Regions from separate parts of the Homo sapiens genome. Here region 2 is linked to region 1. A link is an interaction called in ENCODE POLR2A ChIA-PET data of the cell type or tissue named here. Cell type or tissue: MCF 10A. All regions are shown on one strand. Links, peaks and the distances in the headings refer to the core of each region. The heading gives the core; the rest is flanking DNA.

Region 1 (8,099 bases), core at 1,570-6,569:
TGTTGTGACATCTATAAGAGGGCCAACTGACCTATTCAGGAAAAGAATGGCCTTTTTTTCCTGAGATTATAGTCTCCCTCCTTTTTAGTGTTAAAATGCATTTTTACAGAATGATTCTGAGAGATGAGGGTTATCACTGTAAACGTATATTTGCTTGGCAAAAGAAAAAGCAAATGTAAATCAGTTCCCTAATTCTTTTAATATATTTTCCTATCTGTAAAATACCAAAGTCTGGCCAAATGCAGTTTGCTACTCCCTGTGGTCAGTCTTACCTTTCCCTTTATTTGACAACTTAGGCAGAAAAGTGGGGTCAACAATCCTCAGTTGTAACTTCCTTATTTTCCCTGTCAAATTCTCCATGGATTTTTCTGTGCTGTGACCCACATAGAAACACAAAAATAATAGTGTGGTGGAATGAGGATAATGTTTCTTCACTAACTGGGTCACTGTTTTATAGATAAATTTTGGTCTAGAGTAAATGGTTGGCCTGATTTTGCACCCCTTTGGATCATTTTGTTCCTCTGGAGTTCTGGATGGAATGTGACCTTCCTGGATGGATGTGTATGTGGGACTCCCATGGGCAAGACTTAGATTTTTGGCAGCCAGACCCTCAAGGCAACTGGGAGAGGATGTGGAGGCTCAGCCTCCCTGTTATTTGAAATTTCTCAGAGGCACACAATAATTTTGAAAGATTTTTAAATGGGAATAAGACATTTTAATATCTATGATTAATTTAAATAATTTTATCAACTGAAGTAATGAAACAGACTTCTGTATTAAGGGATATAATTACAGAAGAATATTATTTTTAAAAAATGTTTTACAGCCTCAATTTAAATAAATTGTAAAGTTTAAAGAAAAAATGTGGATCTACTCTGATTGAGACAGGTTTTGTGTTTGGCTTTATGGAGTCTAAATTGAAAATTGCTAGTGTAGAAAACCTGAACTGAGATTTATTTTTGAGAAGATATTTAAAGAGAACAGATAGTTGAGATCTAAGTAGGTAGAGGCTGGGAAAATGAGTTTGTACTGAAGCCAGAACACATGGTGTCTTCACTGGAAATGAATGTTCCCAAAGAATAAACTTTTGTTTGTGTGTATTTATTTATCAGTAGTAACAATTGCTTTTGAATGAGCTAGGACATTTATGATTATAGGGTGTGGGTTTCTTATGGGCACACACAGAGACTGTGAGCTCAAGGCCATGTGAAGAAGGTGGAAATATCTTCCCCGGTTAATTTTCATGGGCCAGATTGTTAGAAATATGTCCAAGAAGTGACTTCATAAAACTTTGAAACTTGGCTGAAAACCCTGGCAGATCTGCATCATCTGGTAAATATTTAAGACCTTGTATATATTATTTTCAAGGAAAGGTAATAAACTGTAGAATTTTTTTTTTCAACAAAAATGAAACACTGTGGGGTTGTTAGCTTTTGCATCAGAACTTTGGTAAGAAAATGTGTTTGTTTTGGTTTTAGGTTTTTTTTGGTTATTTATTTATTTATTTATTTTTTTGAGACAGAGTCTTGCTCTGTCAGCCAGGCTGGAGTGCAGTGGCACGATCTCGGCTCACTGCAAACTCCCTCTCCTGGGCTCAAGCAATTCTCCTGCCTCAGCCTCCCGAGTAGCTGGGTTTACAGGCGTGTGCCACCATGCCCGGCTAATTTTTATGTATTTTTTTAGTAGAGATGGAGTTTCACCATGTTGGCCAGGGTGGTCTTGGACTCCTGACCTCAGGTAATCTGCCCGCCTCGGCCTCCCAAAGTGCTGGGATTACAGGCGTGAGCCACCGCGCCTGGCCCGTTTTGGTGTTTGTTTGTTTGTTTGTTTGTTTTGTTTTTTCCCCAGAGGGGGAGAAAAGAGATCTCATTTCTGATAGATTTAGGTCAGTTTAAATTCTTTTTCACTGAGGTTGACCTGATCAAAGTTTGCCTAGTGACTCAGCAAAGTCTTGCCATGTGGAGGCTTCATTTTTCATCACCTGTTGGTTTTTCCTTTTCTTAAAAATTTATTTCTTTATAGAGACATTTTGATATCATTTTAAAATCTCAGCACGTGACAAATACAAACTGAAAGTGCGAATTCTCATGTAATAAGAAAATTAGAAAGCAGACAAATATCAAGGCCATCTTTCCTCAGGTGATAGCCTTTTGTTAATGATAGTATCTTGGTTTCCTCAGGTGATAGCCTAATTAATGACATCATCTTGTATTTCTGTCCTAATGAAATTCACTTCTGTCATCTCAGGTAAATGGTAAAGAACTCATGGGTAAAGGTAAATGGGTAGAATACTCACGTTCCTATTTTAAAACTTGAGAAATAGAATCACAGATCAAGAATGACTTTCCTGTCTCCCTTTTTCTCAATTCATTGTTCTACTGGTAATAAGGATAACACAGATGTTAACAACTTACTTAATGCCAAAACACTTTACATGTATTATTTTATTTTATTATTTCTTGTGAGATAGGTATATTCCCATTTTTTTCAGATGAGGAGAGAGTGACTTTCAGAGATTTTTTTTTTTTTTTTTTGAGACGGAGTCTTGCTGTGTCGCCAGGCTGTAGTGCAGTGGCGCGATATTGGCTCGCTGCAACCTCCACCTCCCTGGTTCAAGTGATTCTCCTACCTCAGCCTCCCAAGTAGCTGGGATTACAGGCGCGTGCCACCACGCCCAGCTAATTTTTGTATTTTCAGTAGAGACGAGGTTTCACCATGTTGGCCAGGATGGTCATCTCTTGACCTCATGATCTGCCCACCTTGGCCTCCCAAAGTGCTGGGATTACAGGTGTGGGCCACTGTGGCCAGCCAACTTACAGAGATTTTAAAAATTACTGAAATTTACAAAGCTGGAAAATGGCAGAACTGGGAACTGACCCATTTCTGACTTCATGGCCTGTGCTTTAAACTGTTACACCATATGTCTGTCCAGTTATATGCTACAGAGAAAGCAACTTCCACAGGCCAGTTGAAGCCAGCTGCCTTTTACTGGGCTCCCAGCCTGGTTACCGTCCTCCTATTTCTGACATTAAGCAAAGCAGAAGGTTGATTTAGACCTCCCAGGAAAGGGTTCTGGAAAAGCTACAGGACCCTGTTCTTGAGCTCAGGGTCATCTGTCACTGGTAAGACCCCTCTCTAAGATGTTTTAAAACAGCATGTCAAAGACACAGTAAATGAATATATCCTCTATGTAAAGGCTTAGTAAACAGCAGCTCAGTAATTGCCCTAAGTGTAAGCAGGCAAGCCAGAGGCCTCAAACTGGACACGCCTTCCCAGTGTGTAGGCAGGCATCATCTCATAAGATTTACTCCCACCCTGGCCTCTTCCCTTTTCTGTTGACTTGGCCAGAGTCTCAGCTTTTCCTTACCAAAGATCAAAACTAAGACTTCTTGGCTCTCCAAATCAGATCGTCACTAGAGTTTGGCCTGCTGTCAGTAAAGACAAGCTGAGTTGGCCTGAACTTTCCTCCCTTGGCATCCCAGGAAATTGAACCTCTGCTGAAGGACCTGAAAACAACACCTGTCTGTCTCATACCGTAGACATAGCTTTGACTCAAAAACTGAACGTTCCTGATGCCAGGTAAATGGTATCTCAGGGGATGCCATCCAGACTCCCCAGCTTTTAACCCATTTATCTTTAGAAACTTAGCTTTTCTCTTTCAGACCCTTGGCCTGTAAACATGAAATTCTATTTGGGTACAAAGCTAATTCCAGAAAAGGGGGTCCTTTCTGGACTACTTCTGTTTTTGCATCGTAGTAGCCATCTATTGTTACTTTGTTGATTATTAATTTTCTAAAAGGAATAGTTTTGTAGGACACATACTCTAGACCCTATTTGTGCAAAATTTACTATAATGGAAGTTGCCTTAAATGCCTGACTCTGCACTGTTTGTTTTAGAAGGAGAAAAGACATTTAAACTCTGCATTTATCTTTCTGCTTGGTTCTGTGAGCTAGTGAGATTTAACTCTTCAATTTCCTCATGACTCAAAAATTCAAATATCTTAGCCACCCACCACAACAAAATATCACAAGTGTTCTTAGAGCTTTAGGAGGAGGAAGAGTGTGGTCAGAATGCTGCCTTCTTTCTAATACCACAGTCAAAAAACATTTTCTCACTTACTGATTCAATACAGAAAAACTGACCTTTCATTTTAGCTTTTGCATGTTAAGAACATGATTTCTAACATTCCATTCATTACAGCAAAAGCTCATTATTTTAAATGTCTCAGATGTTCATTATCATGCCATGTTTCCTCTTCTGCTTCCTAAGAGAGGAGGTAGTGTCACTCACATCTGGCAAATGGGAAAGAGTTAAACAGATAAGCCATGACTCATCAACCAACTCAGCTCTGGCCCCAGGCAGCAGGTGGTTCTTTTGATCTTTCACTAAATGGGGACTTTTACAGGAAACAGTCCTTGAGGAAGGCAGTTTAAGTAACTTGGCAGTTTTGTAAGCAGCATGCATGTAAACTAGAAGATAATCTTTTCATGCCCAAACATATTATAAATTAGGGATGGAACCAGATGCAAAAGGGACCCCAAACATGAGATTTCTGTATTGCACACATTATTCAGTCATGAGCCATGGAAACATAATTGGTAATGTCTTGCCTGTGTCTTGAATCCCAAATTGAAGACGGGGAATGAGGGGCTCTATATTTAGAAGGTTATGTATGATACCAAAGAAAATTACCAACATGGGATCAAGGAGTGAACAAATCAGTTTGAAACTGAGCAAGAAGATGGGTGCATCACCAGGAGGATGAAAGAGGATCAAGACTTGTAATATTCGAATGGGGAATATGCATCTATATCTGTGAGGTGGGGGTGGGTAGTTAACACTAGAACTATACTACAGTTACAACCAGGTGTCCAATATATGGACATTTATATTAAAGATTACAAAAATTTTAGTTTTTCTTTTTCTTTCTCTTTTCTTTTCTTTTTTTTTTAAGACGGAGTCTTGCTCTGTTGCCCAGGCTGGAGTGCAGTGGCACGATCTCGGCTCACTGCAACCTCCGCCTCCTAGGTTCAAGCAATTCTCCTGCCTCAGCCTCCTGAGTAGCTGGGACTACAGGCATGTGCCACCACGCCCGGCTATTTTTTTGTATTTTTAGTAGAGATGAGGTTTCACTGTGTTAGCCAGGATGGTCTTGATCTCCTGACCTCGTGATCCGCCCGTCTCGGCCTCCCAAAGTGCTGGGATTACAGGTATGAGCCACTGCATCTGGCCTATTTTAGTTTTTCTTAACTCCCTTTATTATCCCTTGAAAGAAGTCTTGTGACTTTAAGTACCTTCATGGGCCATGCAGTTAATATCCTAGTAAACCACGCTAGATGTAAGATGGCAGGGAATGGTAGGCCCTATAGCAATTGGACATTGATATTAACACACACACACACACACACAGACACATACACATACACACACACACATATGCCCTATAGCAACTGGGCATTGATATAAATACAGACACACACATTCTCATGCATATACATATCTACCTTCAAGAATTCTTAAGGTCATATTTCAGCTATTATTATTGTCACTAACCTGGTTCCCTGAGAGTATTTCACAATGCCAGGGAAGGGCAAGAAAAGAGGGGCTTCAGGACCTACATTTATAGGGCAGCAGTCATGTTTAAGTCTTCTAGTAAGCTCTCATCCAGCAGCATTGAGATAAACTAAATCAAATGGGTTCTAATGTTGGCTGTGGTAGATTCCATGAGATAGTGCCTCAGATGGTATTTGGATAATCTAGTCCCACTGAATGTTCATAAAAAATAGAAAGTTCCTCACAGGCAAGAGAGTTTAAAGAGATACACAAAGTAAGCTAAGAATACTTTGGATATTGTCTATTATACATTTTATGTATTGTCAGTAAAACAACCATTTGCATCTTCTCTTCAAACTACTAACTTTCCCTTCCTCATCCTTGCTTTCAGTTCATGACATTGCTTCCTATTTCACTGAGAACACTGAAGCTGTCAGGAAGGATGCCCACAGACCCATGCTCTCAATCATGTACTTACCAACATCTGTACCCCTGCATTCTGTTTTCACTCTCTTATTACATATGAACTGTTCATTCTCCTGTCAAAAGTCAGTTCCTCCTCTTCTGCATTGGATTCCACCACCTCTCACCTAGTCAAGAACATAGCTCCGGAGATTCTCCTCTCTTCATATATCATCAGTTTCTTCCTCTCTAGTAGGACACTTCCGTCAGCACACAAACTTGTCTCTCATCTTAAAAAATCATTTTTTGAGTCACTTTCCACTCCAGAAATCAACTCTTTTCTTGCCTCCCCATTTGCAGCAAAATTCCTTGGAAAAGTTGTCTACTTTTGGTGGTCTCTGATTCCCCTTCCTCTATTCTTTAAAAACTGCATTCAAGTTTTTCACTCTCCCCACGGCCCACACCATTGAAACTGCTCTTGCCAAGATCACAGGCAGTTTCCAGTTTGTTAAATCCAATGGTCAGTTTCTTGTTGCCAACTAATTTTATGTATCAGTTGCATTTTATATGATTAATTCCTCCCTTCTCCTTGATATAGTTTCTTCGCTTGGCTTTCAGGATTTCACATTCTTGGATTTCTCCTACCTCACTGGTCACTGTTTTTGGTCACCCTTGCTGATTACTCTTCTTATTGGACTCTTAAATTGTTGTGCTCAGGACTCAGTCCTAAGGCTTCTTTATCTATATTCACTCCCATTGTGATCTCTTGTGGCTTCAAATACTACCTATATGTTGATGGATCCTAAATTTATATGACTCAACCAAACATCACTCCTTAAGTCTACTTGTATATCTAACTTGACATCTCCACTTGTATGTCTAGTAGGTATCTCAAAATTACCATCTCTAAAACTGAATTTTTAAATCTCCCTTCCTGTGCCAGTTCAGATTCTTGGGAATATATGTCAAGATGGAATTAGAATTTCAAGAGATTTACTGGGGGAGAGTGGAGAGTCATGTCAGCAAGATGGCAGAGTCCTTCCACAACACAACAATTAGACAGCTATCCATGAATGAAAATAGCTTTAGGAGAGCCCAGGAGTCCAATTAAGAAGCTGCAGCGAGCTTGCAGTGAGCCAAGATCGCGCCACTGCACTCCAGCCTGGGAGACGACAGAGCGAGGCTCCATCTCAAAAAAAAAAAAAGAAGCTGCAGCAACATAGTGGAGAATTAAAAAAAAAAAAAAAAAAAACAACGGGTGGCATGAGAATAACTGCACTGCACAGAAAGGCTAGGAAGAACAGTTTCATTTTGCCTGCATTATTTCATTCCCCAGGCCAGCATAGCTCAGCACCAAGAGAGCACTCCCAGGCCTGTGAGTTCCCCTCATAGAGCAAAGTAGAGCAGGGTGAGCAACCTGCTTCCCCAGCCTTTTTGAGGGACTGCCTAAAGGACCTTCTTTGGTTGCACTCCACTAATACTGCTGAGGAGATCAGCATAACTGAGACATTTAGAAACAGATAAGAACAAAAGAGAAGGGTGGGGGCTATCAATATCACTATCAGCCATGGAGTGGGTGCCACCATGGTTCCCAGTGGACTGCTCTGCAAAGGACCTCAGCAGTCATCACAACTGCTATTAGCCCCCTGGAGAAGGAGACACTGCTGCACGCCTGCCCTCCTGCCCGCTGAGAAGGAGTTGCTGCTGCACCACTCAGGCTGGAGACACCACTCCACCCCCTTGGCAACTGCATGCATGCCTGTACCCTGGTCTTTCTGCATACACCTGTGCTCCAGACCCTGACTCTCAATTGCTTCATGAGTGCCTGTGTATTGCACACCAGCATCACTACCGCCGTGGACATGCCTGCACCTTGGACACAGGTACCACTGCTACAGCAGATGTGCCTGCACTCCTCAGCTTCATAGTTGTTCTAAGAACACCTGTGTTTCACACACTGGTGACACCACCATAGTGGGTACACCTGGGCCCTGGATTCCAGAGCCACAATCACTCCATGCATGCCTGTGCTCCAGACCCTGGATGTGGCTCCAAGAAGGATTCCCTTGGCCATGGGGGATAAAGAGAACAGGAGGACTCCAGCGGCCTTCACCACTGAAGATCTCAATAGCCTTTGCTGCCA
Region 2 (8,099 bases), core at 1,415-6,414, 85 kb after region 1:
TAATCACTTCCCAAAGGCCCTGCCTCCTAATATCATCACCTTGGGGGTTAGGATTTTAACATATAAATTTTGGGAACGCAAAACATTCAGACAATAGTATTTATATACCATTTATATTTCACACTTGTGTGTTTTATTAGCTTATATTTCATAATACTTTTGGTGGTCAACCTAAAGTCAACACATAAAGTTTCGCTTAAACTAACAAGCTATTATCTTTCACAAGAAAATTTTTTTAGAGTTTCCTTATCTTGCAAATTTGTGTTTCTATTTGTTTTTTCTCTTTTTAGCCACAACATATTTTTGCTGTTAATGAGTTGGGTGAAGTATTTGGTTCCCCTCTACCCTTCCTATTGGGTATAGAATTTCTTTAGAAATTTACACTGCTGCTGTAGACATTCACATAAAATATAAGTGAAAGTGCTGTTGTTAGGTCAAACGGTATGGAATTTCCATTGTTGTTGTCAAAAAATGGCCAAATATTAACAGTTTCATGATACTTTGATAACAGTTTCCAATAATTTGTTCATTATCATAGCAATGTTAGTCTTTACTATTTTTATAACTCAGTGATGAGAGCCAGTCCCTAAATGAACTAGTGAAGTAGTGCAAAGAGCACACAGGGTCCTTGGTGAAAGATAGATTGGGGATTGAATTCTGCTTCTATACTGCCAACATTGTGACCATGGGCAAGTTGCTGAGTTTTGTTGAGCTTCAGTGTCCTTGTTTGTAAAATAAAAATGATAATGCCTGCCTCTCAAGCTTGCTGAGAAGAATGCCCCTGGCTCCCAGAATAATGTTTTATTTTGTCTAAAATGACTCTCAGGCTGGATGTGGTGGCTCAGGCCTGGCCATCATTTTAGGGAAGCTCAGGAGGGAGGATTGTTTGAGTACAGGAGTTCGAGACCAGCCTGAGCAAAAAAGTCCCTAAAAAACAAGTAAAAAATTAGATGGGCGTAGTGGTGTACAACTGTAATTCCAGCTACTAGGGAGGCTGAGGCAAGAAGATTGCTTGAGCCCAGGTGTCTGAGGCTACAATGAGCTGTGATCATGTCACTGCACTCTATCCTGGGTGACAGAGCAAGTCCCTGTCTCTGAAAATAAATACATAAATAAAATAACTCTCTTGAGTCCATGAGTCTGGTACCAGACTGGAAGGGACAAATCTTTGAGTCTCTACCTTTTCTCTGGATGATCTATGCTTGTTGATGGCTTCTTCTATTTCCATGTGCTGATGACTCATAAATTCAGATTTCTAGCCTCTGATTATTTTCTCCCAGATTCAGACTTGTATTTCTCCTGCTTTCTGTATGTCTTTTCCTGAATCTTCCACAGGCACTTTTCACTTAGCACACCTGAAATGATCTCATCCTTTCTGAACTTCCTGTCTGGAATTAAGAATTGTCTTCAGTCCCTGCCCTTAGGGTGGAGACTGGGAGTCATCCTAAGCCCTCTCTTCCATGTCTACCCTCACCTAAGTCCTGTTGAGTCACCAAGTTCTGTTTTGTTTCTAAGTGACTGGGATTTGGTAAAAATGAGCTTAAGATCACCCCATATAATTTTTGATTGTGTGATAGATCTAGGTCATGCTCTTCTACTTCCTGCCTTCCCTTTCTCTAAACCATACAACTGATATTATTAGACATTTTCTCATGAAGCCCCTCCTATCTCCATGATCTTTCTGCTGCTCTTTGAACCTTTTCCAGCTTTGTTAAAGCCCATGTCTAGGACAGCCTCAAGTATCCAGTGTAGCTAGTGCACTGTGGTAAAGAGAGGAAGAAAATGCAGTGTCAGCGCTGGATGGAGACTCTACTGAACAAGAGATGTGTTATCCTAGACAGAAAGGGTTTGTTATTTTTTTTTAATTTTGAAATAAAATTCTGTCTGATCGGAGAATTCTCCAAATTGATATGTAAAGTTACTACATCCTAATTCAAGGGGATTACATAGTGCTGACTTCAGTACCAGAATGTATTTCTTTTTTGCACAATTATCATTTGTCTTTGGAATTAATTCCAGTAGGCAGGAGCCAGTTTTAACTCCATGGCCTACAACCCTGGCATTGTTATGCACACTAATGTTCACAATAGAACAAAACAGCAACCTTTTTTCCCGTTGAGAATTTAAAAGACCTTTTTTCCCCTTGACGATTTTCCCATGAGGAAGGCAGATAGGATGTTGGTAAGCTTGGGCTTGGGGCCAGTTAGATCTTCTGGGTTCAAATCTCAGTCCCACCCCCACTAGCTCTGTGCCCAGGGAAACTTGCCTAACCTTTCTGGGTCCTATTTTCTTCACGGTACCTTCCTTGTCAAGTATACCTTCCTTGTCAAGACTTAGAAACAACGTGTGTAAAGCACCTAGCAGAGTGCCTAGGATACAGGAGGTGCTCTGGAGTGGTTAGTGGAGACCCAGATTATTCAGAATGTAAGCAGAGGGCTAACTGGTGGTCAGCCTGCCTTGCCCTGGTTTTAGGAGAGTTTCTGTTCCAATTCCAGACCTGTGGCATATCGGTGGTCAAGTAAGTCTTGTACCATAATCTACTCCAGCTGCCCTGCTTCCTCCTTAAATTAGACAGGAACCCCAGCACTTTGGGAGGCCGAGGTGGGTGGATCACGAGGTCAGGAGATCGAGACCATCCTGGCTAACACCGTGAAACCCCATCTCTACTAAAAATACAAAAAATTAGCCAGGCATGATGGCAGGCGCCTGTAGTCCCAGCTACTCGGGAGGCTGAGGCAGGAGAATGGCGTGAACCCGGAAGGAGGAGCTTGCAGTGAGCCGAGATTGTGCCATGCACTCCAGCCTGAGCAACAGAGCAAGATTCCGTCTCAAAAAAAAAAAAAAAAAAAAAAAAAAGAAATTAGGAACAACTGTATCAACTGTAAAGAACTGGGGAGACTAGCAGTATCTCTGCTTGGCCCATGCTTCACACCCCATTAAAACCCCAGTTTCTTCTTACAACCTTTGCCTTTTCTCTAGCTCTCTGTGGTCATAACGTTCTCTGAATTCCTAAAGCAATAATGCTTTTTATCATGATTTACTACTTGTTCATATACTCTGAGGTTGTTTCACATGTGTAAGTCTGTCTCCTCAAGCAATTGGAAGCACCTCTGGCAAAAACTCTGGCTGTTGTATTCCCCAAGGAGCTGGCCCCTGTGCGAAACTGGGGACAGGTGCAGTTTGACCTACTCTCCCTGTGTTCCCAGTCCCTTTTGCTACTCATGGATGTCTAGAAGCTCTTTCTGGAGCCTGCCATCAGGCATTGCCCAAGGCCATGTCCCATGATCCATCCATACAGTGTTGTCATCATTCTAGCTGTGATGTTCTGGGAGCTGTCCAGACAAGTAGTGATTATAAGACCAAGAGATTCTTGCAGTGTCCTGAATATAACACCAATCCAACATGCATTGATCTAATGCCTACATAGTGGCATGATTGTGCCATGATTGTGCAGAACATACGTAGCTGAGCAAGATAATGGGGAGTCAGAGAAATTATAAAACCACCTAATTAGTCCCAGTAAATACAAAGAGCTATGGGAAGGTCGATGAGGGTGCAGTTAATTCAGTCAGGGTTCAGGGTCTAAACAGGAAGTAAAATCTGACCTGAGCCTTGAGGAGTGACTGAGGATTTCAGCTGGGTATAGATAAGGGCATTCCTGAGTATGGGTGACCACTGTGTTAAGCAAGTGGAGTATAAGAGTATATACATAAGGAGGCCTGGACGCAGTGGCTCACACATGTAATCCCAGCACTTTGGGAGGCCGAGGCAGTCAGATCACTTGAAGTCAGGAGTTTGAGACCAGCCTTGCCAACATGGCGAAACCCCGTCTCTACTAAAAATACAAAAATTAGCTGGGTGTGGTGGCATACCCCTGTAATCCCAGCTACTCAGGAGGCTGAGGCATGGGAATCTCTTGAACCTGGGAGGCGGAGGTTGCAGTGAGCCGAGATAGCACCACTACACTCCAGCCTGGGCAACAGAGTGAGACTCTGTCTTAAAAAAAAAAAAAAAAAAAAAAGAGAGAGAGTATATATAAGCAGAATGATGGTATAGAGAGTACGTGTTTAGGATGAGGCTCAGAGAGGAGGCTTGGATGGGATTTGGAAGGGCATGTCAAAAAATGGCTGTGTAAAATGAATATTTATATATCAAATTTTGTTTTTTCTATGCTTCCTTTCTAATTTGGGGAAATGTTTTCATAGAAGGGATTTTAGGGCCAATGAATATTAAAATTCATAGTTAAAACACAAGGTTGTCAAGGGAAATTCCATATTTTAAAATGTGCATTTACTTCTCTAATACCGATTCAGTTCACACAGTCTATCACATACACAGGTGTTAAAATGCTGTATCTAGTTAACTTCACATTTTTCCCACAGGTATTGAATGTGTAAGCAGACACAGGGGTAACTCTCAAGGAACAAAATTGCCTGAAGGCTTTTCCACAGGTACAGGTAAAAATTGCCTTGGAAATGATTACATGACTTAGCAATGAGGGGTTAGTATTTCTTTAGGCTGTCAGCTGTGATGTAGCCAGTAGCATCTGAGCTTGAATTATCTCCATCACTGAGCCTCAGACATGTTTGGGCATGTCTGCTGAATGTCTGCCCTGTATCTGTGATGAGTTGGTGGTCTGTCCCATCAGTGTATTGATACTAGAGTCAAAAGCGGTTCCTAGAGAGAAAGTATCCTAAGAAAGGTGGAGTCAGCCACAGTAAGCTCTGATCACCAGAGGGTGGAGTGATTCTGATGTCAGTTTCTATGTGGGTCATGAGGAAGTGTCCTGTCTCAGCCATTCCCTGGACTCTGGCCTGAGTCCTAGAAAAGCTGGGGAGGGGTGAGTGGGCTGAATGTAAGAGCTCTTCCACTAAAGAATCTGTATGTCATTTGAGCACAAGACCACTGCTGCAATAGCCCTCAGGAGAGTATATTGTATAAGAGGGAGAAAGGCATATTTCCCTCTATCCACAGATGCTTGAAGCCAGAGGTTTCCAAACTGTTTTGATTGACATATTTATCTGTTAAAAAATGTCTGAGCTCTCTCATGTATTAATGTCTTACATATTTTACAAAACATATAGAAGTAAAAATCTGAAAGGTTAAAATAAAAATTAAACAGAAGTTCTAATATTTTCATCACACCCCAAAGGTTTGCCTTGCATCCCCCTTTATGATGAGTCCCCCATCATGAAGACCACTACTCTAGAGCATTAGTGGGAGGGGCCTGGCAGTGCCCAGAAATAACAGCTCTTCCTGGTAAAGGTGCCCATGATGCAGTGAGTGTGCATACATGTGAAATTCATGCTGGAGCTTCATGAGATTCTACTTAGGGCCCTGTTTTCAGGGAGCTAAGACTCTGATAAGGAGGTTAAAATAAAGATGGAGAGAAATGTAGCACATTACCAAAAATGTTACTCCATTTGAACTTCCAGGCTGGTGAGCCATGGAGGAACTTGAGTTGTACAAATTAAACATCTTTCTGAGACAGTATGTTTGTATTGCATTTTAGAATTTACCAAGCACTTTCACTTGTAACTTCCCAAAAACTCTGTGGGATATGAAGGATGGAAATTGAGAATGTCTTGTTTTATTTTATTTATTTTTTTTGAGACGAAGTCTCGCTCTTTCACCCAGGCCGAACTGCGGTGGTGCTATCTTGGCTCACTGAAAGCTCCGCCTCCCGGGTTCACGCCATTCTCCTGCCTCAGCCTCCCGAGTAGCTGGGACTACAGGGGCCCGCCACCGCGCCTGGCTAATTTTTTGTATTTTTAGTAGAGACGGGGTTTCACCATGTTAGCCAGGATGGTCTCGATCTCCTGACCTTGTGATCCACCCACCTCGGCCTCCCAAAGTGCTGGGATTACAGGCGTGAGCCACCGCACCCAGCCAGAAATTGAGAATTTCTTTAAGCCAATTTGGTTACACTCAGATTTCAGCTTCATTTTGGAAATCACAGTAACCACCCAAAAAGTTTGGGGTGGTGATAGTTACTTCTTCTATAGGCTTGATACCAAGCTGTAATGAATTCAAGCCTTAGACCAAAATATCATATAGAGATATTTATTAGACTAGCATTAATTTGCAAAGCAGGCACAAAATATTTCATACAGTCTGTTTGATAGATTGATGAACTCTCAGCTCTATTTTGTTTTAGGTGCTCTAACTATATATTAAGTAAAAAATAAAAAGTAAAAGCTTTGCTCTATTTAGGATTCTGCATCCTTTGTATGTAAATCAGAAATCCTTTTAAATCAATGGTTGGAGACAAGGACAGATTAGGGATTAAGTCTCAGGCAACATCACTCAAGGGTACAAAGTTGAGGCATCAGAGAAGTCTTGCCCTTTTTTCTTACACATGTTTCTAAATTATTTTAGCTAACCCATATGTCTTGAATACGTTTAATTTCACCAGGTAAAACCCATTTCTAAACTTTCAGCTTGCTAAATGGTAATGGTTATTGACTGAAGTAGGAGTGAGTCCATCCCCTTTCTGATGTATTGTTGCCTGACACACACACCCACTTTCGGACTGTACATTTCAGGCATTGCTTTAGCTGACTTTGCCTAGAAATGAAACTTAAATTAATTGTCACATATATCAAACCAATTAGAATGAAGTATTTAAAAATAAATTACAGAGCTTGTAACATTGGATTATCATTTTACAGACACTGAAGCTTATGATCTATGATTTGCCTAAAGTTTTTCAATTTGTGAGTGGGGATAAGACACTGAACCCAAATGTAAATGACTCTCAATTCCATGCTGTCTTTGTAATACCAATGCCCCTGACTATATGGTCACTTCCAATGCTGACCTCTTGGGATTGAGGCACTCTGGCCCTTGGCCACTTTTTAAAAAGCCTAAAGTTTAATTAATAGTAATAGTCCAACGTTAAAAAGTAAGGAATCTGTGTCTTCTGTTGACCTGGTTCCTCCTGTAATTCTTCCTGAGGGGAGGAAAGACAGTATGTATCAGATTTATGAGGCTTTGCTTAGATTTTCCAAAGGTAACTTCAGTTGCTTTAGTTCTTATAACTCTTTTCCTCAAGGAAATCGGGATACATTTTCTAGGCCCTGAGGGACATTTGTGTGTAGCCACATGGACCCTGAAGGCCATGACCCAAGGGCAGGGGCTGCTGTGGATAGTAAGATACAGATGAAGTGCTGGGCAGGTCAAGAACCTGGAAGACACAGCTGGGTGGGACCATGCCAGGAGCAAAAGTGAGAAGTTCAAGGTGGGCCAGACCAGAAATATGCTAGACAGGTACCATGGGATTTTAGAGGTTCCAGCCTATGGCAGGGATCACCTGGCCTTGCCCAGAAGAATGTAGGTTTTAGGATAGAGCAAGAATAACCAGTGTAAAATTAGCACATTTTAAGATACTGGGCGTAAAAAGCAGGAATCCCAAACTGAGAATGTTTAGTAAGAAGAATGTGGATACTGAAGAACTCAAAAGACTTTTGTCTGAATGGGGTTCTTTCTTTTCTTTTGTTTCTTTTTTTTTTTTTTTTTTAAGAGTTTTGCTCTTGTTGCCCAGGCTAAAGTGCAATGACACAATCCCAGCCCACTGCAACCTCTGCCTCCTGAGTTCAAGTGATTCTCCTGCCTCAGCCTCCTGAGTAGCTGGGATTACAGGCGTGCTCCACCACGCATGCTAATTTTGTATTTTTAGTAGAGACGGAGTTTCACCATGTTGGTCAGGCTGGTCTTGAACTCCTGATCTCAAATGATCCACCCATGTTGGCCTCCCAAAGTGCTGGGATTATAGGCATGAGCCACCGTGCCCAGCCCCATTGTGTTTCTTTTGCAGTGCTTTTGCCCTGGACCCTCTAGGCTTCTGATACATGCTAAACCAGGGTGCTTTTTCCACATTGCTCCCCACCCAACACTCTGCAGGGCCCAGATAACTCCCTGAGAGGTGCCAAGTGGCCCTAAATTTTTTACTTATTCCTATTCTTGTGTGCTGAGGCCAGCCTGTGAGTCCCAGGGTCCTTTTCACAGATCTCTCAGTACTCCCATCTGGTTCCTATACCGTGGGATTCCCGGCAGCCCCTCTAACCAGACAGAGTGCTTGAGGTAGAGGCACCATTTAA

The links. ChIA-PET counts read pairs that join two places held together with the same protein. Peaks named below come from ENCODE experiments on the same cell type or tissue, not always from the same donor. Only the 100,000 strongest peaks of a DNase experiment are listed, where the experiment ranks them.
Region 2: POLR2A ChIA-PET joins it to region 1 with 6 read pairs; 2 of 35 experiments call an interaction of 5 or more read pairs at or near these places.

Annotation. Positions count from the first base shown.
Region 1 is chr14:32,255,509-32,263,607 of GRCh38, forward strand. No RefSeq gene overlaps it. Among named protein-coding and RNA genes, the nearest start is that of RNU6-8, 56 kb to the left of the region's middle. In MCF 10A, for the core only: no CTCF peak of the experiment used is centred there; a DNase peak (open chromatin) is centred at 4,353.
Region 2 is chr14:32,340,917-32,349,015 of GRCh38, forward strand. The region is part of intron 1 of AKAP6 (A-kinase anchoring protein 6); the gene reads left to right. Among named protein-coding and RNA genes, the nearest start is that of AKAP6, 16 kb to the left of the region's middle. In MCF 10A, for the core only: no CTCF peak of the experiment used is centred there; no DNase peak of the experiment used is centred there.